Regions from separate parts of the Homo sapiens genome. Here region 2 is linked to region 1. The links are chromatin loops, found by intact Hi-C in ENCODE. Cell type or tissue: IMR-90. All regions are shown on one strand. Each heading gives the region's core, and the rest is flanking DNA. Links, peaks and the distances in the headings are about the cores only.

Evidence for each region. Hi-C counts contacts between places; a loop is a spot of excess contacts. Peaks named below come from ENCODE experiments on the same cell type or tissue, not always from the same donor. Only the 100,000 strongest peaks of a DNase experiment are listed, where the experiment ranks them.
Region 2: a loop joins it to region 1, with 2.3 times the contacts of the local background. A loop is called at or near these places in 3 of 110 quality-filtered maps.

Annotation. Positions count from the first base shown.
Region 1 is chr3:175,950,035-175,961,677 of GRCh38, forward strand. No RefSeq gene overlaps it. Among named protein-coding and RNA genes, the nearest start is that of NAALADL2-AS1, 180 kb to the left of the region's middle. In IMR-90, for the core only: a CTCF peak has its summit at 7,122 (motif pointing right); no DNase peak of the experiment used is centred there.
Region 2 is chr3:175,427,414-175,439,056 of GRCh38, forward strand. The region is part of intron 5 of NAALADL2 (N-acetylated alpha-linked acidic dipeptidase like 2); the gene reads left to right. Among named protein-coding and RNA genes, the nearest start is that of MIR4789, 64 kb to the left of the region's middle. In IMR-90, for the core only: no CTCF peak of the experiment used is centred there; a DNase peak (open chromatin) is centred at 5,768; H3K4me3 peaks cover 1,071 bases; H3K27ac peaks cover 3,875 bases.

The DNA.
Region 1 (11,643 bases), core at 2,450-10,449:
CTCAATAAATTGCCACTAATTTATGCAGTTATTCCAGCAATAAAAATTCATTATTTATTAATTTTGAACCTTGGGTGTTGAAGAAAAAGTACATCACTGAATAGGTAGGACGTTGTTAAAACGTTCTATATTATCTGATGCTGATATTATGTTAAGTGAGTAGCATCAAATTGCTTCCCAATTAAGGAATTTTTCAGAGGTCTTTTTCCTCCATCTCTCTATTACAAATAGAATCACAGCATAATATTGCACCTAAAAATTATGTCCCTTAACGATATGCTTTTTTACCTGTATTTGATGTCTGAGATTAAAAATAAAAAAAATTCTAGAAATACTAGCACATTTATTATAGATCGTTTTTCACCTTCAAAATCATTTCATGTCTCATTGATGCATTATTCCTCTGTCATTAATTTTCCTCATCCCATCTTTGGTGTCCCATTTTTCTTGTCACTCTTATTTCTCTTTTATCTGTCTATGACTGTGTATACGTTAAGACTGTCATATTTTATTGCCAATTTTGGTTATGAAGTATATTTTCCATCTATTCAGGTTTTCCCCCTCAAATTACTTCTGTTTTATTTTTGTTTTCATAAACCATATATTCACAGGTTTAATGACATTCTTAGGCACACAAATGATTTCCTGTCTCTGCTGTCCTCATTCTTGACAGCATGTGACTTTCAGATGAATCTATTTTTACTGAATCACTTGCTCATCATTTTGTTTCTCTCTTATTCTAATCATGGATTTTTATAAAGTGACTCTTAAAATCTTAGTTTCTATGCTTCTCAAAGAAGCAGCTCTGTTTTATTGCCTGAATCAGTGTCAAGAAACCTCCCAGTAGCCTTGTTCCTCAATCTGAAGATGATTGTCTATGAGATGAAACTTGTATAATGAATTGAAGTTTACCAAGTCTTTAGGTTCCTTGGATGAAGTTGAAATAAGAGTTGAAATCTTGTTTGCACAGATGCAGGGGATGATGATTTCAGTGTTAACTTTGTTTCACCACACACCAATAAGCAGCAGTTTTTGGCAGAGTCTTTGCTGGGGATTCTCCAGCAGCTCAGGTAAAACTGCAAAACGCAACAAAAAATTCCTCTACTTTACTTCTAAGTGGAAGAGAGAGTAGATGCTCTTTCACAGGCTGGAAAGGCACTTATCATGTTGAAAGGACCAGTTTAGCACTGAAGATTGCTAATGGGCTCTGCAAGATGACTCACAATTTATAAGCATTTCTGGCAGAGGGTTGAAGGTTTTATAACTTAGTGAACTGAGGGCCAAAGGACTGTGTCTTAATTTATGGGGAAATAGAAAAGATTTAACATCGTTCTTCTCTTGTCAAAAAGTAAAGTTTTACTTTTTCCCCATGGAGTGTCGTGTGTGTGTGTGTCTAGCTCAGTGTGGTGACATTAAAAATACCAGAGGCCTCATGAATGTCCCTGAGGCAAGTGCCTGCCTTGAGGGGGCCTGCACTGGCCTGATGCATCTCGGAGTTGAACCTGCCCTGACATGGTGTTTTTGAGGTCAGTCCATTCCCTGGTCTCATCTGGCTACTCAGATTCTCAGGGAAATACACCTAGTCTTCAGTGGAAAACTCTGAGTAAAGGTTTGGGATTCTAAAGTGAGGTCTTTTCTTCTGTTCTCTTCCTTTTATTTATAACTTTAAAGAAAGGATTAGCATAAACCATTATGGCATTACATAAACAAAAAAAAAGCAACTATTGATTGAGTGCCTTCTGTGAGTTAAGGACTTTTTTTGATGCTTTACATAAATTATTTCATTTATTCCAACAGGAGATATTGTTATGCTCATTTTAGGATTGGTGTAAAGCAAGCCTTTCTGAAGTCAAGCAATGTGCTTGAAATCACTCAGCTAGAAACAGGGGAGGCTGAATTCGAACCCAGATTTCTGACTCTAAAGTTTGTATCTTTAACCAACTTTTCACTTTATTAACACGCTCTTTGCCACTCTCTTTTCATGCCAAAATATGTGCTAATATGACATAAAGGAGAGAATTGTTCGCCTCCCTGATTCTTTTTGCCTGGAGAAAACATTTGCACAAGCTAAGCCATCAATATGTTTATTACCTTACAAAGAGTTGTTCAGAGAAATATAACATCAGGCACATGTATCATGTTGATGCTTCAGAAATTGTATCAGTGCCCTATCAAATAAGCTACTCTGCCGACTCTGGCTCTCCATGAGCAATACCTGAGATGTATAATTTCATCTTTGGCTTTTTCCTTGGCTCTGGTAACATTTTGTGTCTGCTGTGAGGTAAACTCCGAAGACTAGTACAAACAGAATGTCATAGTTATTTTAACAAAACCAAATCTGGCTTGAGCTTTATAAGCCAGATCGGCTTAATACCCAGTGGAATATCCTCAAAATTGTCCCTTAAAAGTCCAAACCACACATCTTTATTAGATCCTGCCTCAATCTTTGAATCATGTTTCTCATCCCTACCTTTACCAATTCAGCTCCCTTTTGACTGAAATACTATTATTCCCTCCTTTACTCTTCCTGCCTCTCTGAAAAAAATCCTAACCAGCTTCCTTCTTAGCAATTACTTTTTTCACTAACAGAAACTGAAGATTCTCTTGAGCCATGGAAGGAGAATTGGATAGTTAAAGCAAATAGAAAATTTTAGAGAGGAGGCAAGATCATTGTTGATTGCAGAGAGGAGGCAAGCTCATTATTGAATGTTCACTATCTGCTCAAGAATTTTTTAAAAACGTGAAATTTTGTGGAGAAGCTACACATCAAGAAGTAGAGATGAAGATAGGGAGTGTAGAGAAGAGCCAATGAGGGTTAAAAGAGTGTTACAGCATAGTCAATGAGAGGCATGGATTTGAAGTCAGGTAGCATGGGCTCAAAGCCAGTTTTAAACTCTCTAACTTTGTGATCTTGGATGTGTTATTCCACTTCCATAAACCTGAATTTTCTCTTTGAGAAAATTGGGATAATATCTATACCCATAGGTTGTTGTGAACATTAAATGAGTTAATCATCATAAAATAATTAACTCAGAGTGAAGTGTTAAATTAGTAGTAGCTATATGGATTTAATGAAGAAGCCTTGTGAGAGAAGATGAGTTATATCTTACTTATCTTTGTGCCTGGCATGTGGTAGGCACACAGTAGACATTTAGTAAATGTTGGCTTAATGAATGATTCATGTATTTGGCAGAATGGATTAGAGAAATGGATTAGAAAATAAAAGAGAAGTGATATGAACTGAATATTTGTGTCCCCCAAAATTCATATGTTGAAGCCCTATCCTAATATGATGGTGTTTGGAGATGGGGCTTTTGGTAGGTAATTAGGCTTCGATGAGATCGTGAAGGTAGAGATACCATGATGGAATTAGCATCCTTGTAAGAAGAGGAAGAGGAAACCGAGCTTTCTTTCCCTTCGCCATGTGCCGATGCAGTGAGAAGGCTGTCTGCAAGGCAGCAAGAGGGCCTCTTATCAGCCCTGAATATGCTGGCACCTTGGACTTGGACTTCCCACACTCCAGAAATGTGAAAAATAAATGCCTGATGTTGAAGTCACTCAGTCTATGCTATTTTCTTATAGCAGTCCAAGCTGATTAATACAAGAAGAAACCCCAAATCACCCAGATATAAAGAACAAGTTAAACCCAAAATCTATTTGAGTATTTTTATCAAGAGACAAATGTAATTGTCTCTATTCATTAATTGTTAGTAGTCAATATTGCTGTCCGACACTATCAATACCTTCTTTTGGATCCTTCTCTCAATTCCTAGAAATGTTTTGTTGTCAGGGTATACTTTATGTCAGGCTTAAGGGGTTTCATTGTGAACAACCAGGATTTCTCTAATTCATGATACCATTTATAATACTTGATAAATGAGTTCACTCTATGGAAATGGATATTTTAAAACTGGCTAACTTTAAAGCTTAAAGCACTTGAGCACTTGAGATACTTTCAGAAGGAAATAATATATTTTGCACAGTGAAGGGAACAGGTCAATTTCCACAGTTAGCTCCATTGCTGATATCTAGGAGCTAAAATTCTTTGTTTTAAAAGATGTGCTTTAGCACAGGGCATTTCTTATAGTCAGTTCTGCCTTTAAGGGAAGATAAGGTGTTTTTGTTCCTTGTCTTACAGAAACAGTGAACATTAGGTTACATTTAAAGTATTACATTGATCCAGCCAATAACTCTAGGATTTTACTGTAGGGTATTCACATATAATTTCAGGTACGAATTACTGTTCTCTAATTATGACTCTAATTATCTTTCTATACTCCGGTCAGTTCATTAAAACCGTACTGCTCAGTGGCTACTCTTCTATCTTCTTCAGTACAGCCATTGCTGCAACCTTTTGGCCAAATGCTCATCTTCACATACTAAATTGAGGTTTGCCTGCAGTCTGCAACTAGCTTTTTTATACATTTAGACAAGTTTTTAGTCTAAGTGCATTGGCTATACTTTGAGACATCTTTAAAGACTTGAAGACAATAATTGAAGCTATTACAAGCAATGCTAAAGTGCATTTCAACAAGGTGGGAGAATGTAGATCTTTATTTCAAGGCTTAAAAGCCTTTGCTTTTCTTCCTAACACGAAAACTACATGGCTTAGGATATTCATCTATCCTAGAGTAATTTTGAAGGTAAGAATATAGTGAGACCAGCTGTTTGGTCTTGATGTATGCGTAAAAGCAGGTGCAAGGAGAAGGAGAAAGGGCAAAATAATAAAATAATTTTGAAAAAATAATTCATAATTTTATTATGACTGGTTTTACTGTGAGTTTAATCATGGCCCTCAAAATGTTATGTCCATATCCTGACCACTAGAACTTGAAAATATTACCTTATTAGACAAAAGGGTCTTTGCAGACATAATTAAGAATCTTGAGATGAGATTGTTTTGGATTAGCCTGGTGTGCCCTAAATCCAATGACAAGTATCCTTTTAATACAAAAGAGAACACACAGACATAGAGAAGAAAAAAGTGTGTTAAAAAGGCAGAGATTACAGTGATAGAGCTGAGGAGGCCAAGGAATGTCTATAGCCACAAGGAGATGGAAAAAGTGGGGTCTCCCCTAGAGCCTTCAGAGGAATCACAACTTTGCTGACACCTTGATTTTAAATTTCTGACCTCCAGAACTTTGAAAAAAAAAAATCTTTCTGTTGTTTTAAACCACTAAGTTTATGATTATTTGTTATGGCAGCTGCAAGAAACTGATACATTGGTTAAACAGGAACTATTCAAGGCATTCCTATTGGCCATATTTCTCTCTTGACATTTTTATCCTATGTAAGCATATTGAAAATATTGTTTTCAGTATTTGAAAGGAAACAGTATTTGGAAAATCTTTGAAAAATGTTATTCATTTTAATCTGCACATTATCATCCTCATCCATGATCTATTTTTGGTTTAATGAAGAAACAATAAATTACTTCAGAGGATTATATTAATAGTTATTTAGGAATATGCTACTATCACTCCAATCGTACAATGCTTCGTATCTACAAAAGAATATTTGTTTTATCTGGAAAGAAGGCTAAGGCAGAAATCATCTATTTTACTGATGATAAATTTGAGACTTTTTCATTCATTCATTGATTAAATAAACATTTATTGAACACCTAAGTACCATTGTTTGGTACAGATTCAACAGGAAATACCGAAACAAACATCCTTTCTTCTGAATCTTACATTATATTAGAGTTAGAGGAGAGATTTTAAAAAAAGATAACAAATAATAAAGTATATATTATTAAAGCAGGCTAAGGAGCAAAGAGAGCTGTGTTAGAAGGGTTGCAAAGTTAAATAAGACAGTCATATCTCTGAGAAATTCTTCAGGAAGGTGAGGAAGTGAGTTGTGAGGACACATGGGGAAATGCTTTCCAAACATAATGCATAGTCAGTGTGAATATCTGTGCCCTGTCACTCAAGGAACTGTAAATAGAACAGAGAAAGCACACAGGAGGCTAGTAGTAAATGAAGTCAAAGAGATAATAATTTTATTTAAATTTAAATTTCAAACATGTTTTGTGCTACTTGAGGATTTTGACTTGTTTTCGGAATGAAATGCAAAATATTAGAAAGTTCAAATAAAGGGGATAAGGTCTAATTTGTGATTTAAAAGGCATATTCTCTCTGCTGTGTATAGATGATAGGTGTGAAAAGGGAGAATGAAGAAAATCAGGAGACTGTTGGAAGCCTGGTCCAAACAACTGCGACCAGACTGTTTGTATTAAGATGAAACAATGTAGATAGAGAGAAATATAAAATTAAATATGGCTTACTACCAGATTGGATTTAGTGTGTATATTATACACTTTTAAACTTCGTATATTACAGGTGCCTCAACATCCCTGTTTTAGTCTGCTCTGACACTGCTAATAAAGACATGCCTGAGACTGGGTAATTTATAAAGGCAAGAAGTTTAATTGACTCACAGTTCCACATGGCTGGGGAGGCCTCACAATCATGGTGGAAGGTGAGTGAGGAGCAAAATCACTTCTTACATGGTGGCAAGCAAGACAATGAGAGCCAGCAGGGGAAATGTCAGACACTTATAAAACCATTAGATCTCGTGAGAACTCACTCACTATCACGAGAACAGTGTAGGGGGAAAACCATCCCCATGATTCCATTATCTCCACCTGGTCCCACCCTTGACACATGGGGGTTATTACAATTCAAGGTGAGATTTGGGTGGGGACACAGAGCCACACCATATCAATCTCCACAAACAAGCTGTGAGCACCCCACCCAGGTGACCTGATGCACCAGTGTGATAAGGCAGGTTCCTGCCACAAGTTCCCCTTCTTGCCTTTCCCTGACTATAATCAAGTGACATTTCAATGTACCAGTAAAATTTTCTCATGCCTTTTGCTGGTGTACTTCACTCTGACCCTTCAGTAAAAGCACTTGCCCATGGATCATCACTCTCTCTCCGCTCCCCATCTGCTTGGTTGAACCTACTCCCTAGGAACTCCTCCCATATGACCCCATTGCATGGCTTGCCATGCCTCCTGTCTTTAGGACCTGTGCATATAATAAATTCTTTACTTTTATATGCCTTGCTGAGTGCAATGCCTGTGGCCATGTTGGAATAATCCTTAAACGCCCACAAGAGGGCCATACTCTCCTGTTTGCTACACAGAATGGGAGAAAAAGAGGAACCAAAGCTTATTCCAAGATGTTTAACCTGTTTTACTGGAAAGATGAAGCCATCATTAACTGGGAGCGAGAAGACAACAGATAGATTATATTTGAAGAGGTGAGATCATGGATATGATAGCTTTCAGATATTTATTTAATCTACAAAATGTTGAGTTGGTAGTGAGAGATATACTCAACTGAAATTCAAGGAGGAGGTCCAGGATAGCGATGTTTATTTGGAAATCATTTGGATATAGAAGATATCTAAAAGCATGCAACTGAATAAGATCACCAATGAAGTGACATAAATAGAAAAAATAAGAGGTCCAAGGACTGATTCCTGGGGCACTTCAAAGTTTGTCCTCAGTGACATAAGAGGAAGAAACAAAACTTCTGTGGTTCCAGAAGCCATTAGAAAAAAGCAACACCAAAAAAGGTTCTTAAGGAGGAAGTGAGATCAACGTGACAGCTGGCAAGTCACTATTATGATAGCTATTAGTTGACTATTGGATTTGGCAATGTGGAAGTCATTGCTAACTTGAGAAGAAGAAGTTTGGTGGAGTGGTAGGGGCAAAATCAAGATTACAGTGGATTTAAAAGACAATAAGAAGAGAGGAAATGGAGAGAAAAAATATTGACAACTCTTTCAAGGGATTTAACTATAAAGAGCAGAGAAATGAGACCATGATTATGTCAAATGAAGAGGAGTTGTGTCAGAATGACTTTAAAACAGGTAAACTAGCAGGAACAATCCAATAAAGAGAAAAAGCTTGATAATACAAGAATAAAATGAGGAAGTTCTAATGATATTCTAGAGTAGGTGGAGGAGGAGTAAACTTTAGAGTGTAAGTCAAACATTTGCTGTTAAGTAGGACCATAATGACTTCAACTCTACTAACAGAAGAGAGGAGACTATGGGTCTAGATACTAGAGGGTACCAAGATGTAATGTTGAGAGAGTTTCCTTCAGATTGCTTTTATTTTCCTAGTGAATTAGAAAAAAAGATCATCAACTGAGAAAAAGTGGGGTAGGGGATATTAGCAGATTAAAAAGAGAATATGGTGTAATATTCATCAAGGACTGTGACAGAGTAAGTGAGTGAAGAAATGCTTGCTCCATGTTAGATTAAGGTTGTGTAACTTTGCCAAGAATACCACAGAAAAAAATGTTTTGCTCTTTTAGGTTATTCATATCAGGAGTACATGATATGGACAGGGCTTATTACTGGCGATATTGACTTTGATCTCTTGTTTTCATGTGGTCTCTGCCAGGTTTCTCCACTATAAGGTTGTAATTTCCATCTTGTAACTAGTAAATACCATGTATGGGAAAACCATACCAAGACCCCAGTTTTCATTACAATTTTTCTCACTAATTTAGCACCATTTAATGACTCGTGTGTAATAATTATTACTGTGTTATTGGCACAATGAAGATTTGCTATTTCCATCATTCCTTCTGTGTTTACTAATTGGAATCCTACTCTCAGGAAGTGCTGCCCCTTTTCCCACATTTATTTATTTAATTAGTTAATTATTTCTATCAGAATGAACTCCTTTATATTATTCTAGAGAATACAATAAAATATCATAATTATTTATACTCTTGCTCAAATTGTTCCATCTCTGACCATTGTGAGCTCCTGTTGCATGTCCCCTGTGTCATTCCAACATGCCTCTATCTTTTCTGTGCACTTCCTTGCTTTCTGGAACCGCAAGATATTATTATAGGCTCATCTTGTATTTTCTCCACTCCAACCCTAGAATCAGCCATTTCTTCAGGAATCTCTAGTTTCTTTCATTGGTAAATGAAATTTGGAATTCAAAAATCTTCATGCTGGGTGTGCTTATTGCTTGTAGGTCCTCTCAGTGGACAGAACTAAGGAATATATTTATGCATACGCACACTTTTACATGTGTCTATTTTTCTCTCTGTCTCTCTCTCTCTCTATGTGTATATATATATATATATATATACACACACACTCAAGGAAATAAGAGAGGATACAAACAAATGGAAAAACATTTCATGCTCATGAATAGGAAGAATCAACATTTATATATTGATTTATATATATATCAATATATATGATATATATAGATCTATATATCTATATATGATATATATAGATATATATATTATATATATTTATATATTATATTTATTTATATATATTTTTATATATATTTATATATTATATTATATATATTTATATATTTATATATGATTTATATATATTTATATATTATATATTGATTTATATATAATCAATATTTATATATATACATATATATATATATGCATTAGTTCTTGCTGATATATTGGATTCTGATTTAATGCTACGGGGTTTATTCTAGCCTTTTCCCTTTGAATATTTGTAACTCCTTTCTCCCACTGTGAGAAATTTACCTCTTGTTACCCAAAATGTATTTATTTGTTTGATTCTATTACACACATGGTTTCCGAATTGTTAATCCATATCCCTATGGGGGAAAACTACTTACTAGAACAGCATTTGTGTGCACTTCTTTTTGCATGTAATCTTACAGTATAAAGTTGAAATGTTGTGTTCCAATGTTGTTAGGTTAGTATTTATTCCCAGTTACTTAATTTTTCTTGTTATTTATTTATAATACAGTTAAATGTGTATATTGGTGTTTGTATTCCATTTTAAGTTCCCCTCACATCCTATTTGATTTAAATTATTTATTTATGTTTGGAGTATGTGAAACATTTCCACGGTTCTAAAAGTCAGAGTGATACAAAAAGATATACTCACAGAAGCTTCACCTTCTCCCTGTCCCTACCATCCCATTCCTATTTTCTCAGTTCTTTCCAACCTATCCCCCCTTAAATATTTAGATAATAAATTCCATTAGTATCTGGTTTAAATTTCCTGTATTTATTTTTCAGAAATAAGTAGATGCATTAACATTTTTTTTTACATTTTTTTTTCATACATTAAGGATCTCATACTATAGATACACTGTTGTACTTTGCTTTCTTGGTTTTTTAACGTATATCTGAAATGACATCCTATCAGTTCGGAGACATACTCCTTATTCTTTTTATAGATTCATAATCTTGTGGAGTTATCGTAGCTTATTCAAACATCTTATTCAAACGGGTCCCCATGAGGCCTTTTCTGTATGAGCATCAAAGAGTTTATTTGATTTAAACTAGCATTATCAATTTCCTAGGCAAGAAAGTCTGTATGACTTACTCTACTCTGGCAGGTTATATATTACTCTGGCAGGTTATATATTTGCTCCTTTTTCCAGTAGAAGGATTATACTTTGCTGTCCCTTTAATGTAAAGAGTGGTTTTGTAGTTTGCTTTGGCCAATAATATGCATACAGAAATAAAATGTGTACTTTTTAATTATAAGTTTTAAGAACTAGCTCATTGTTCCCCAGGGCTTTTTGTCCTTCTGCCACAAGATGGGCAATGCCTTTGTTAAGGTTTGCTCTGGCAGTCTGGATTCTGGAATGAAGATAGTGTAGAGCAGATTTGCAGCCACGGCATGGTGGTTGTGAAATGTGATCAAGAAATAAACCATCATGGTTACAGGCCACTAAGCCTTGGGATTTTATGTTAATGCAATATAATTTAGACTAACCTTCTTGAAATTACTAAGTGGCATATCACATACGAGTTAAAGTAATAAATATAATTCATATCTTCTGTATCAGTTTCCTTGGCTGTTATAACAAGACACCACAGAGTAGGGTTCTTAAATAACTAACATTTACCTCTCACAGTTCTAGAGGCTAGTAGTCCAAGATCAAAGTGCTGGCAGTGTTGGTTTCTTTAAGATCTCTCTTTGCAGCTTGTAGATGTCTGATTTCTCATTTTGTCCCCATATGGCCTTTACTCTGTACATGTTCAGTGAGCAGAAGGGATCTCTGATGTTTCTTTTTCTTCTTATGAGGATGTTAGTACTATCACATTAGGGCCCCTATCTTTATGACCTTACTTAACTTAATTATTTCCTTAAAGGTTCTATCTCCAAATACACTCACACTGGGGGCTCAGGTTTTAACATGTAAATTTTGGATTGCATAATTTGGTCTATAACATGTTCCTACTCAGAATTAAGTTGTTGGGGAATTTTGAAAATGTACCTTTAAAGTACCCTAAGCATAATTATTATTGAATCTGAAATATGAAGTTATTTATATCATCTAATATATAACATTATGTTAAAATTTTATCCAATTGGTTAGAAATTACATTATTGATATTATACATTAACGTTTCTCAGAAAATTTTCCTTGGTTTATATTCTTTATGTTAAAAAATTGCCCTAGGTGCATATGTTTTGGTAATTCAGAAATGTACATTCTTAAGGTGGCAATTGATGACTGCTTATATATAATTTTATTATACTTATAAATTTTGTCTATTCTTAAGATGTAAGAGTTGGCCTTGTGTTTACATTTTTTGAAAGAAAATATGGAATAATATAGCAATTCATGCAGCTATTTAGCTATAT
Region 2 (11,643 bases), core at 1,446-9,445, 520 kb before region 1:
ACATTCTTTCTGAAACAATTATACAATTATTAAATGATTCACGTTATATACAGTAATAATTGCTGATCAAAGGCAGATGCATATTTCACATATATGTTAAAAATTTAGCTAAGAATATTATACAACATTTTGCCAAATTTTCTGGATAACACAAATAAGATTTTACAACAATGGCAGCTAATAATTTAGTTGGAATTCATAACTTGAAATGTTTTTGTTTCTCTCTGAATAGCCATCATCAAATGTAAATTTCATTCTCTTAAAAATATTACATTTCTTGTTTTCTAGACTAGATGACTGACACTTCATTGGCCTTTTCCAATAGGCATATTTTTAAAATTTGCATATTTTTATACTTCTCCTCTAAGGTAGGAATACAATAAAGTAATTCAATTTACTTTCATCCATACCCAAATGTTGCTTAAGGTTCTTCATGCTGCTGGAATCATACCCTTGTAACATATTATTTAAATTCTTGTGGATTGGAAGTTGTAGAAACGTTGACATATAATGCCTGTTTCTTTTGCATATTAACTGTTCATCTGTGTTAATACAGAACATTTCTTTTTTAATGTAATCTTCACCTTTTTTTGAAACCATGTACTCAATTAAGAACATAAATGGCACTAATCTAAATCATAAAGATCACTGTTTCATCTTTACAGCTGTGTCATCATTCCCCAGATTTAGATATTGATCATTTCTAGCAACCCCCAAATGTTCAAACTTGTTTTTGTATCTTATATTTATAAAAAAACTACCTGAGTACTTGATGGCATACAGCTTGACTTCTGTACCTTGACTTCTGTACAGTAGTGTTCACTACTGTACCTTTAACAGATAGCTAGAAAATGGGAAGTACTCAATAAGTTTTTTTGAAGAAAACGAAACTCCTTTGGTACATAATGCTGAAATGAAGGAATTGTTTACTGACTGTAATATATTTCTCAAAGATTTCAGACTTCATTCCACTTTATAACAAAATAGTCACCGAATCACCTACTCCTGTTTGTTGTCCAGCAGACAGGACATTTTTTCAGCTTAGGTGAGAAATCTGAGTGGCTAGTTGGAGGATGAGGTTGAGAAGTTCAGCCCAGGGTGACCTAAGCATGTGGAGTGTGTGGAGAATTTTCCTGGCACTCTCAATCTAGAAGTTTACTAGACTCCTGCTTCTGTCTCAATTCCTGCATCTTTTCAATCTGTCTTCTTCATTCTGGCTCCTAAGTCTCAATTCTTTCCATTTTTTTCTATCTCACTTGTCTCCACCATGAGCAAAGCCAACTTTAATTCTCACTGGGACAACTATAGCTGCCTCCTAACTCATCTCATTGCATCCTCTTTTAAAGCTTCCAATCCATTCTCTGATATATCATAAACAAGCTTTCAAAACCCTAAATCTGATCATGCCATCTGTGTAAAACTTGTAGTGTTTGCTCTTGTTGATTTTTAAGATTATATAAATGATAGCACACTATGTATATCTATTTTTATCTGGCTTGTTCCTTACTCAGCATGTTTTAGAACCTAACAGTTTTGATTGCTTGTGGTTACATATTAAAATACAGAGTATGAAGTAAAAGGGCTTAAGAAACCAAATGAATGATATTGGTTTTTTCTGGAGAGGGATGGAGGGAGGGCAGTAGTTCTGCAGGGAGTAAACAAGACTCTAACTTTATCTGTATTGTGTTGTTTTAGAATAAAAGTATATATTAAAATGTTAACATAAATTCTGTTAATTCTGGACTATAGTAATATATATATGTACACACACACACACACACACACACACACACACACATATATATACATATTCCTTCTTTATGCATTTCTGTATTTTTTTAATTTCTCAATTTTTCAGATACGCCCTGGGGAGAGCAGGAAAACCTAACTGATTACCTTGCTCTTAAAGACAAGATATGTTTCATGCTATAAATGCTGTATATGAATTCTTTGACTTTCTTTTGCACCACTCCAGTCATATGACCTCTTTTGTTTCCTCTGGTACACTATACTGTTTCTTAATTCAAGGCCTTTACATATGTAGTTTCCTTTGCTTAGAAGGTTTCTGGAGGATAGGAATATGTGTCCTATCCTATAGTGCTAACGAGAGGAAAAATCAGGTGCAGCCACTTTTGAGTACAATTCATTGGCATATATAAAAATTTAAAATTTGCATATTTTCTGACCCCAAATCCATTTTTCCATAGCAGCCTTATGGAAACCTTCGCACATATGCAAGTTGATGTACATGCAACAAAATTCATGGAGGTTTTTATTACAATAGCAAAATTTAGATTCGTCTAAGTATATTAGAATACTATTAGAATTATGGAATACTATGCAACATCCACAAAGAATAATAAAAGAATAACATCTGCAAACTTAAATAAAGAGGTCTTTAAGCCTTCCTTACAGAGTGAAAAAGAAATGTCACAGGGTAATATGTATGAAAATATTTAAGTAAAAGAAAGTATAATAATAACATTATACAATTATTTTAAATTTTTCTATGCATTAAAATAATATGAAATTTAGGAGACACTATATTGGTGAGAGTGCCTCTTGGTAGTACAGGGAAACAAAATGTGGGGCATGGCCAAAATGGTCTTTAGCTTAACTTCAATGTTCTTGTTTTTATAATAAGAACAGCTTTATGTATTTTACTTAGATAATTAAAAATTAATAAAATTCCCTGCCATCCTCCAAAGAGAAACAGTGATTATTATTCTGTGGATCCTTTCATCTTTAATATTCTGATTTTATATTCTTTGGCCGTTAAATTATGCATTGAGAACTACCATTCTAAATTCTACCATTTTATAGTAATTAACCTGCATATTTTATAAAAATTATAAAGTTCTTCTTTAAGTTATATACGCATATGTGTATACATACATATACATATATACATGATTGTTAACCTATATATGTGTGTTAATTTGGAAACTTGAAAGCAATGAAGATTTAAAGATTCTCTATGGCATTATTTTGAAATATACCCTAATTGTAAGTATTCAGTACACAACTTTGGGATTCCAATCTTATTATTAAAGGGAATATTTCATCTTTTTGTTGGCATTTTCTTTCATATTATTAACTAAATTATATAACTCTAGTTTGTCTTCCAGCTAAAATCAGTAGGATGGGCTGATGTTATCTTCATATTTACATCTTACTTACATCTCTGTTATCCAGAGGCAGATTCACTGAATAAGTCTAACTTTGTGTCTCTACACGTTATTATTTCTTCTCTCAGTTTTTCCTGCCTCAATAAATTGCTAAATATCTGAGAGTAGCACAGAAGTCTATCTATAAATGTTTATTCTCACACTATATCTAAAAAGTCTGGACATTGTTTATTGATAACTATAATGCAGATTTAGACTATTGAGTCTTTATATAATGCTATGTCATTAGTTTGACATTAGTTAATGTTTTATAATTTCCTGTTGCTTATGGATAACCACTTAATTTTAATATCAGCCTTAGATCAGTATATAGGTGATATAGGTATAATGCTGAATCTTTTAAATCTAGCATCTCATTGATATTTTTATTGAAACTTGAGATAATTTTGAAATCTTTGAAAAGTTCAAATAAGTCCTGAATGCCTTCAGAAAATAGTTGATGTCTTTTGTACTGAAAAATGGATTCAACTTTAACAGCACACTTTCTAAAAATAGCCATCTTGCTTTCATATGATTAATATTTTCTTCGAAGCAACCTTGCAAATGTGTCACTTCTTTTGTTTCATTTCACGGCAAACATACTGTGAGAAAGTGAGCAAAGCCTGTCCTATGATCTGTTTGATTTGTGTATCTCTGTACACTTCACGAGTTGGGCATACTGCAGAAATGTCAATTTTCTTTCCTCATGGGAACCTCAAAAGAATTAAAAAAGCAGTAGCAGGACAATATGCAGTATCAGAAGGAGCAATAGAGATTTTTTGTTTGTTTGTTTGTTTGTTTGTTTAGTTCTATTGGACAGTTTATGGATAGTATTTGTCACTGGCGTAATGTGACTCATTTATATTGTACCTATTCTTCTGTGGAGCTAAAGGCACTTTATAAGCATTCTCATTCATCCTCAAGCTTTGCTATGAGCTAAGTATTAGGCAGCTTTTATTCTCACTTTATGGCCTGGGAAACTCCAGTTTAAGGAATGTCGGCGTGCAGGCATTTGCAAAGCGTTCCAAAAACAGCCAATGGGATTCACAGTAACGTGTGGACTATGACCAAGCAGTGAAAGTCAAAAGTTCTTTGTATGCAGAAGTGTTCTGTGTGAACAGGTCAGGATATTTTACTTTATTTATAGGCTTTATAGTAATACTTGTCTGATGAAGCCAAATACTAAATATAATTATTTAAAATATTCTGACTCTTCTTTCCCTTCAGGCAAGTCTTCCTACTGAATCCGTGTGATTAATAGGACTTTTATTCTTATACTCATCCAGGACTGAAACCTTAATTGCCTTCTCTCTTAATTACCTCATTGCCACTACTCTGTTCAGTGGGTTGCCAAGTTGTGACCATTCTCCTTTCCCAGACTTTTCACATGGATCTTTACCTTTCTGTGTCGAGACATCCTAATTCATGCAGCTATTACTTCTTGTTGAGAAAAAAAAATAGCTTTTAACAGTAATGACATCAGAATTTTAATTTTGAAAGCTAAAAGAAGTAGACTCTGATCTCACCTGCATAGCTTACCAGCCATATGACTCTTAGCATTACATTATTTCTGAGCTTTAGAGTTATTTCTATCACAAGAAGATAACAATAACTAGTTTGAAAAGTTGGACCCTCATATATAAAGTGTAAAAATGGAATGAGACAATATATGCCAAGTATCAAGCTCTGCACCTGGTACAAATGGGATCTATTTTTACTGTTTTCCTTGTGAATACAATACATTGTGAAACAGAATTTTTCCAGTTCTCTTCCTTCTGCATATCATTCTCAAATCAAAACTTCTAAAATCCCCTTTGATGGTACTAATTATCTTCTTAAAACTCCATAAAAATCTCCCAGTACTTACTCAGTTTTCTTAATTTAATATATAAAACCCACCATAATAAAGACTCTATAATTTTAGTCTTAATCAACACCATATGTAGTCATCTCCGGTTAACCTTGGCTCCTTGCCATTCCCTTTTCACAGCCTTATTTTCCTCCCACAGCTCATTTAATCATGTTGATTCTTTTGCCTGGAATCAGCTCCCCTACAGTCATTTTCTGTAGAGTTCGAAACATATATGGAAAAACCCTGTCAAAGCCAGGCTCATTCTATGCCAGATGTAGCTAATGAGAAGAGTTCTATTAATTGTTTTTTAGGGCTCTAGCCACTACTTTAAAAGCACTTCTTATTTTCCCATGAAGAGACAAAAATCTTGCTCAATGGAGCCGGACTTTGACATGCTGACCACTCAGCATTCATGGGAATGTGTTCTGATAGCTATTCATCAGCAACTTACTTTTATTGTTTCCTCTGACTGTATCACTGCTCTTTACAGGTACCTGTTCTCTTTCATCTGGTGTTCCCAGTCTCTTCAGGCCTGCTGAAGCATCTTTGCTGGTTCATTTCACATTTCCTGGTCCAAGACCTGGGATTTTCCGGCTACTTTATCTCTTTCATTCATTAAATAGTTGCAGTCATGAAGCTGTATGTTTGCATTTTCCAGTCGTCTCCCAGCTCTTCTGGTTTGCTCCCTGTTTCCATCCCAAGCCACAAATATACAATCAAATAGAGCTGCCAGACAGGAACCTGTTCTTGCTCTGGAATAACTTCTTGGACTCTTTTTCTTTTCCAGTAACATCCCACTCATTTCCTACCTCATCTAAGAAACATTCACAGTGTTGACTAAGAATGACACAAAACATTCTTTAAATGTAGCACTGGCGTAATATAACATCATTGGGTTGTGAAGAAGATTAAATGAAGGAGCTGAAAAAGAACATTTTGAGCAATGTGAATAATCTAGACTTTTGTTCAAGCTCCATTATCATGGAAATGCTTTTAAAAGATGACTGTGCATAGGGCTATTTGAAGTCCTGCACACGGGAACTAACAAAGATACCATTCCTATCCCTTAAGAACACCCTAGCTTATTAACAGGACCATTAGCGCTATACTAAGCACAGCCATGTCTCTAACTGTGCCACTATGGCCTTCGCTGTGACTTCAAAGAAAACTCATTACTAAGTAAAATAACCTTTTGATACACTGAAAAATATTACCTTATAAGAAAGTAGGCAAAGCATTACCTTAGACTTTTATCCCTAGCCTTTTTTTTTCTCTTTTGGATGTGAATTTGGGTTCCATTTCATAAAGTACTTCGAAGAAATGTACATCCAAAACAACTTACCAAATTACATTCACCACATTATAGAACTTTTATGTAAGAAAATTCTCATATATATAAATTCAGAGGAAGAATTAATAGAATATTTCTGACTGGAGTTCTCTGTAGAGACACTTTTCAATGATGAAATGATGAATCTGTGTCTCATTAACCAAGGGAATTTTTCCCATGGCAAGTGTTTTAGAATACCAATATTTTTTCTTCCAAGTGTATCTTCTCTCACTATATACCATCACTACAGCAAGAAACGAGTGGTAATCAGGTCACAGTTCTACATGTGACTAAGAGCAAAAATTAATTTTAATAATATTGTAAGAAACCAGGAAGGGAATATATTGAAATCTTTTACACTATCCATTTCAAACATGAGGGGCATTTCTGTAATAATAGTAAGACATTCACCTCAAATTTAGATGTATGCATGTAACTACAAAGAGCCTCTTTCAACATGAAAATGGAAAGATTTCTATTAAATTAATGTCAAGAAAATGCTGTATATATGATGCGTTTAAGAACTCAGAAGATGTGGAAAACTATCCCAGAGTCACTTCCTAATTAGAGGTGAAGCAAAGGCCAGATACTGGTCTCCGAACCCCAGGCCAGTCTTCTTTTCTTGTGTCAATATTTCCACGTCAAAAACAGGAAACTGCAAAGATCTGAGAAGTACTTCATATATGCTAGCTCATTTATTCTAGCAACATCTATATCAGGGAAGCAGGGGTTAATTATTTTCCATTTTTATTATCTAAAAAATAAGTAGATCTGGAAATAAAGTACTGAGCTTCTGTCTGTTCATTTAATCAGTCTCATAAAATAATGTGTGCTTATGATCTGGTATGAAGAATTAATGGTTGCATACTTTTATAACAACAACAAGAACAAAACACATTCATAGTTTATTTGCTATCTGTTAAAAATGTAAACTAGTCTTTTTTCAAGGCTAGAAATTTTGCAAATCATTCCAATGTTTATACCCTTCAAGTAAGAGATGGAAAGCTTCTCAGGGGAATGCCTCTGAAGCAGTTTACTTAGCTTATATTACATGTAATGTGCAGATGGCCAATTATTCCAGTTATGAATCTAGACTACTCTCCTCAAAGTAAAGAACAAACTAGATATTTTATCTGTCTCTTAGTTTGTTTTTCTTATGATATAGTTTATGGTTGTTTCCAAATGTTCATGTTTTTAGAATGCTTTAGGGGATAAAATAGTCTTGGAGTAGACAAATGAGGAATACCAAAGAATAGAAATGTTTAGAATTATGTGGAGTAGGGAATTAATTATCATATATACAATTTTTTCTCTGAAATAGATTTAAAAAATATTTATCAGTATCTAAATATTACCACTGCTGCTATAAATCTTAATTTTCACTGAAAATGACAAATTTATTAATATAAACTTAGCAAGATAAAACCCTTTACCAGAGAAAGTCTTGTTTCTTGGGTAGAAAGTTCAGGTTACAAAATGTCTTTAAAGAACACGTTAATGACCATCATCCACTTGAAAATACAGGATTGTTCTTTGTTTCGATGTGACTATATCAATATGTACTAAAGCAATAGAAACCATTTAAAGTAAGTTTGAAAATATATTCTCATAATTCTGTAAATATAATCAATTCAATTATAGGACAGACTAGATTTCAACTAACATATAATTAAGTACCATGCTTATGTCTTGTATAATGGCCAAAATCTAGTTTAACACCTGCTTAACTACACATTAATCAAAACATTTTAACATAATAATAAAAATTATCCTTTAATTGACTGTCAAGTTTAGCACAAACTCCAAAACTGCATAGCCAAAATTTTATACATATTTAAGCATATTTGTTGGAGGGAAGAGAATGATGGTAACTCATATATTATAGTCCTTTGTCCCCAAATAATTGTACCTAACCAATATAAATCTTGAGTTTATATGTCTAAACATAAAAGAAAAATATTTTTAATCATGGGGAAAGTTTTCTAACCTTTTTTGAGCCTGTTTCCTACTGATGATCCGTACCTATGGATAAGCTAATTGGAAAGGAAGACCCAAATTAATATTAACAAAGACTTTACCTGTGTAGTACTTTTTTTTTTTTTTATACTTTAAGTTTTAGGGTACATGTGCACATTGTGCAGGTTAGTTACATATGTATACATGTGCCATGCTGGTGCCCTGCACCCACTAACTCGTCATCTAGCATTAGGTATATCTCCCAATGCTATCCCTCCCCCCTCCCCCCACCCCACCACAGTCCCCAGAGTGTGATATTCCCCTTCCTGTGTCCATGTGATCTCATTGTTCAATTCCCACCTATGAGTGAGAATATGCGGTGTTTGGTTTTTTGATCTTGCGATAGTTTACTGAGAATGATGATTTCCAATTTCATCCATGTCCCTACAAAGGACATGAACTCATCATTTTTTATGGCTGCATAGTATTCCATGGTGTATATGTGCCACATTTTCTTAATCCAGTCTATCATTGTTGGACATTTGGGTTGGTTCCAAGTCTTTGCTATTGTGAATAATGCCGCAATAAACATACGTGTGCATGCGTCTTTATAGCAGCATGATTTATGGTCTTTTGGGTATATACCCACTAATGGGATGGCTGGGTCAAATGGTATTTCTAGTTCTAGATCCCTGAGGAATCGCCACACTGACTTCCACAATGGTTGAACTAGTTTACAGTCCCATCAACAGTGTAAAAGTGTTCCTATTTCTCCACATCCTCTCCAGCACCTGTTGTTTCCTGACTTTTTAATGATTGCCATTCTAACTGGTGTGAGATGGTATCTTATAGTGGTTTTGATTTGCATTTCTCTGATGGCCAGTGATGATGAGCATTTTTTCATGTGTGTTTTGGCTGCATAAATGTCTTCTTTTGAGAAGTGTCTGTTCATGTCCTTCGCCCACTTTTTGATGGGGTTGTTTGTTTTTTCTTGTAAATTTGTTTGAGTTCATTGTAGATTCTGGATATTAGCCCTTTGTCAGATGAGTAGGTTGCGAAAATTTTCTCCCATTTTGTAGGTTGCCTGTTCACTCTGATGGTAGTTTCTTTTGCTGTGCAGAAGCTCTTTAGTTTAATTAGATCCCATTTGTCAATTTTGGCTTTTGTTGCCATTGCTTTTGGTGTTTTGGACATGAAGTCCTTGCCCATGCCTATGTCCTGAATGGTAATGCCTAGGTTTTCTTCTAGGGTTTTTATGGTTTTAGGTCTAACGTTTAAATCTTTAATCCATCTTGAATTGATTTTTGTATAAGGTGTAAGGAAGGGATCCAGTTTCAGCTTCCTACATATGGCTAGCCAGTTTTCCCAGCACCATTTATTAAATAGGGAATCCTTTCCCCATTGCTTGTTTTTCTCAGGTTTGTCAAAGATCAGATAGTTGTAGGTATGTGGCGTTATTTCTGAGTGTATATCTAGAAAACCCCATTGTCTCAGCCCAAAATCTCCTTAAGCTGATAAGCAACTTCAGCAAAGTCTCAGGATACAAAATCAATGTACAAAAATCACAAGCATTCTTATACACCAACAACAGACAAACAGAGAGCCAAATCATGAGTGAACTCCCATTCACAATTGCTTCCAAGAGAATAAAATACCTAGGAATCCAACTTACAAGGGATGTGAAGGACCTCTTCAAGGAGAACTACAAACCACTGCTCAAGGAAATAAAAGAGGATACAAACAAATGGAAGAACATTCCATGCTCATGGGTAGGAAGAATCAATATCGTGAAAATGGCCATACTGCCCAAGGTAATTTACAGATTCAATGCCATCCCCATCAAGCTACCAATGACTTTCTTCACAGAATTGGAAAAAACTACTTTAAAGTTCATATGGAACCAAAAAGGAGCCCGCATTGCCAAGTCAATCCTAAGCCAAAAGAACAAAGCTGGAGGCATCACACTACCTGACTTCAAACTATACTACAAGGCTACAGTAACCAAAACAGCATGGTACTGGTACCAAAACAGAGATATAGATCAATGTGTAGTACTTTTTAAAAAGTAAAATTATACTCTGCATAATCTATATATTCTTTTAGTATCAGAATGCATATTTTGCTTTACAAATGGGAATATTGCTTTCCACTCCCTTTAATGTAAATATAAATATAACTGTTGTTATGACACATTAGTTAAGTATTAAAGCATTATGATATTTACTAGGGAGCATAGCAAGATGTTTTTGCTTAGGGGTGGACCAATGAAATGAGAAGATGTGAACATCTATGTCTTTATTTTTACAATTTCGTGGTTTCAAATTTTATATCGTGAATCATGAATTTTAGGCTTACAATTAGACAAAACAAAACTATTCATTTAAACTTCAGTAATTAATTCATCAGAAAATTGTCACTGATCCCCTTCCTTTTATTCTGAGAATAATGCATAGCACAAAGCATTTTTAAAGTACGTTTCCATTTTAAATAATAATCTAAACAATACTTTGCTGACGTTGACTAGGCTTGATAGAAAATGGTAATATTTATAACAGTGGGCTGTAAGATACTGAAATAATAAAGGATCAGCTGTATTCACAAGGACAACAAAATGACTAACCAATTTAGTGTACTGGTCATTTCAGAAAAATAATTGTAAATTTAGTGAGCTAAAATAAAAATGAAAAAACATTTGTGCCAGTTATTTAATGGTCTGATTTCTGTCAAAGTGGCAGCCCTCTGGAGAAAGTCAAATAAAATATTCCAGGATAACATCACTGGTATCAGTTTGTTCAATTGATGTTTGGGTCATTTTCATAAAAGTGCAGCAGAAAATGTGTTTTAAAATCTCAGTTTTTTTCAGCTCTGATTGTTTGGTTCTCTGGTAAGTCCACAGTATTAATACTTTTAGTTTGTCAGTCTTTTATTATAATAAATTATAATAGTTAAAAACCAAGAAATGAAAAATGTAAGTCAAGTCACTTAGCTATTGTAATATTTAATCATGGCTGAAATAAAGTGTTATAAATGCAATTTTTATCCTTGCACCACCAAGTTTATTTTTGAGTAAAAGACAAAAACAAAACCAAGTGCTCTCTGACCATCTGATTATTCATTTATTTATGTATTTATGTATTTATTTTTATTTTGATAGGTTTTGGGGGAACGGGTGGTGTTTGGTTATATGAATAAGTCCTTTAGTGGTGATTTCTGAGATTTTGGTATACCCATCACCCAAGCAGTGTACATTGTACCCAATGTGTAGTCTTTTATCCCTCACCCCCTCCCATCCTTTCCCTCAAGTCCCCAAAGTCCGCTGTATGATCCTTATGCCTTTG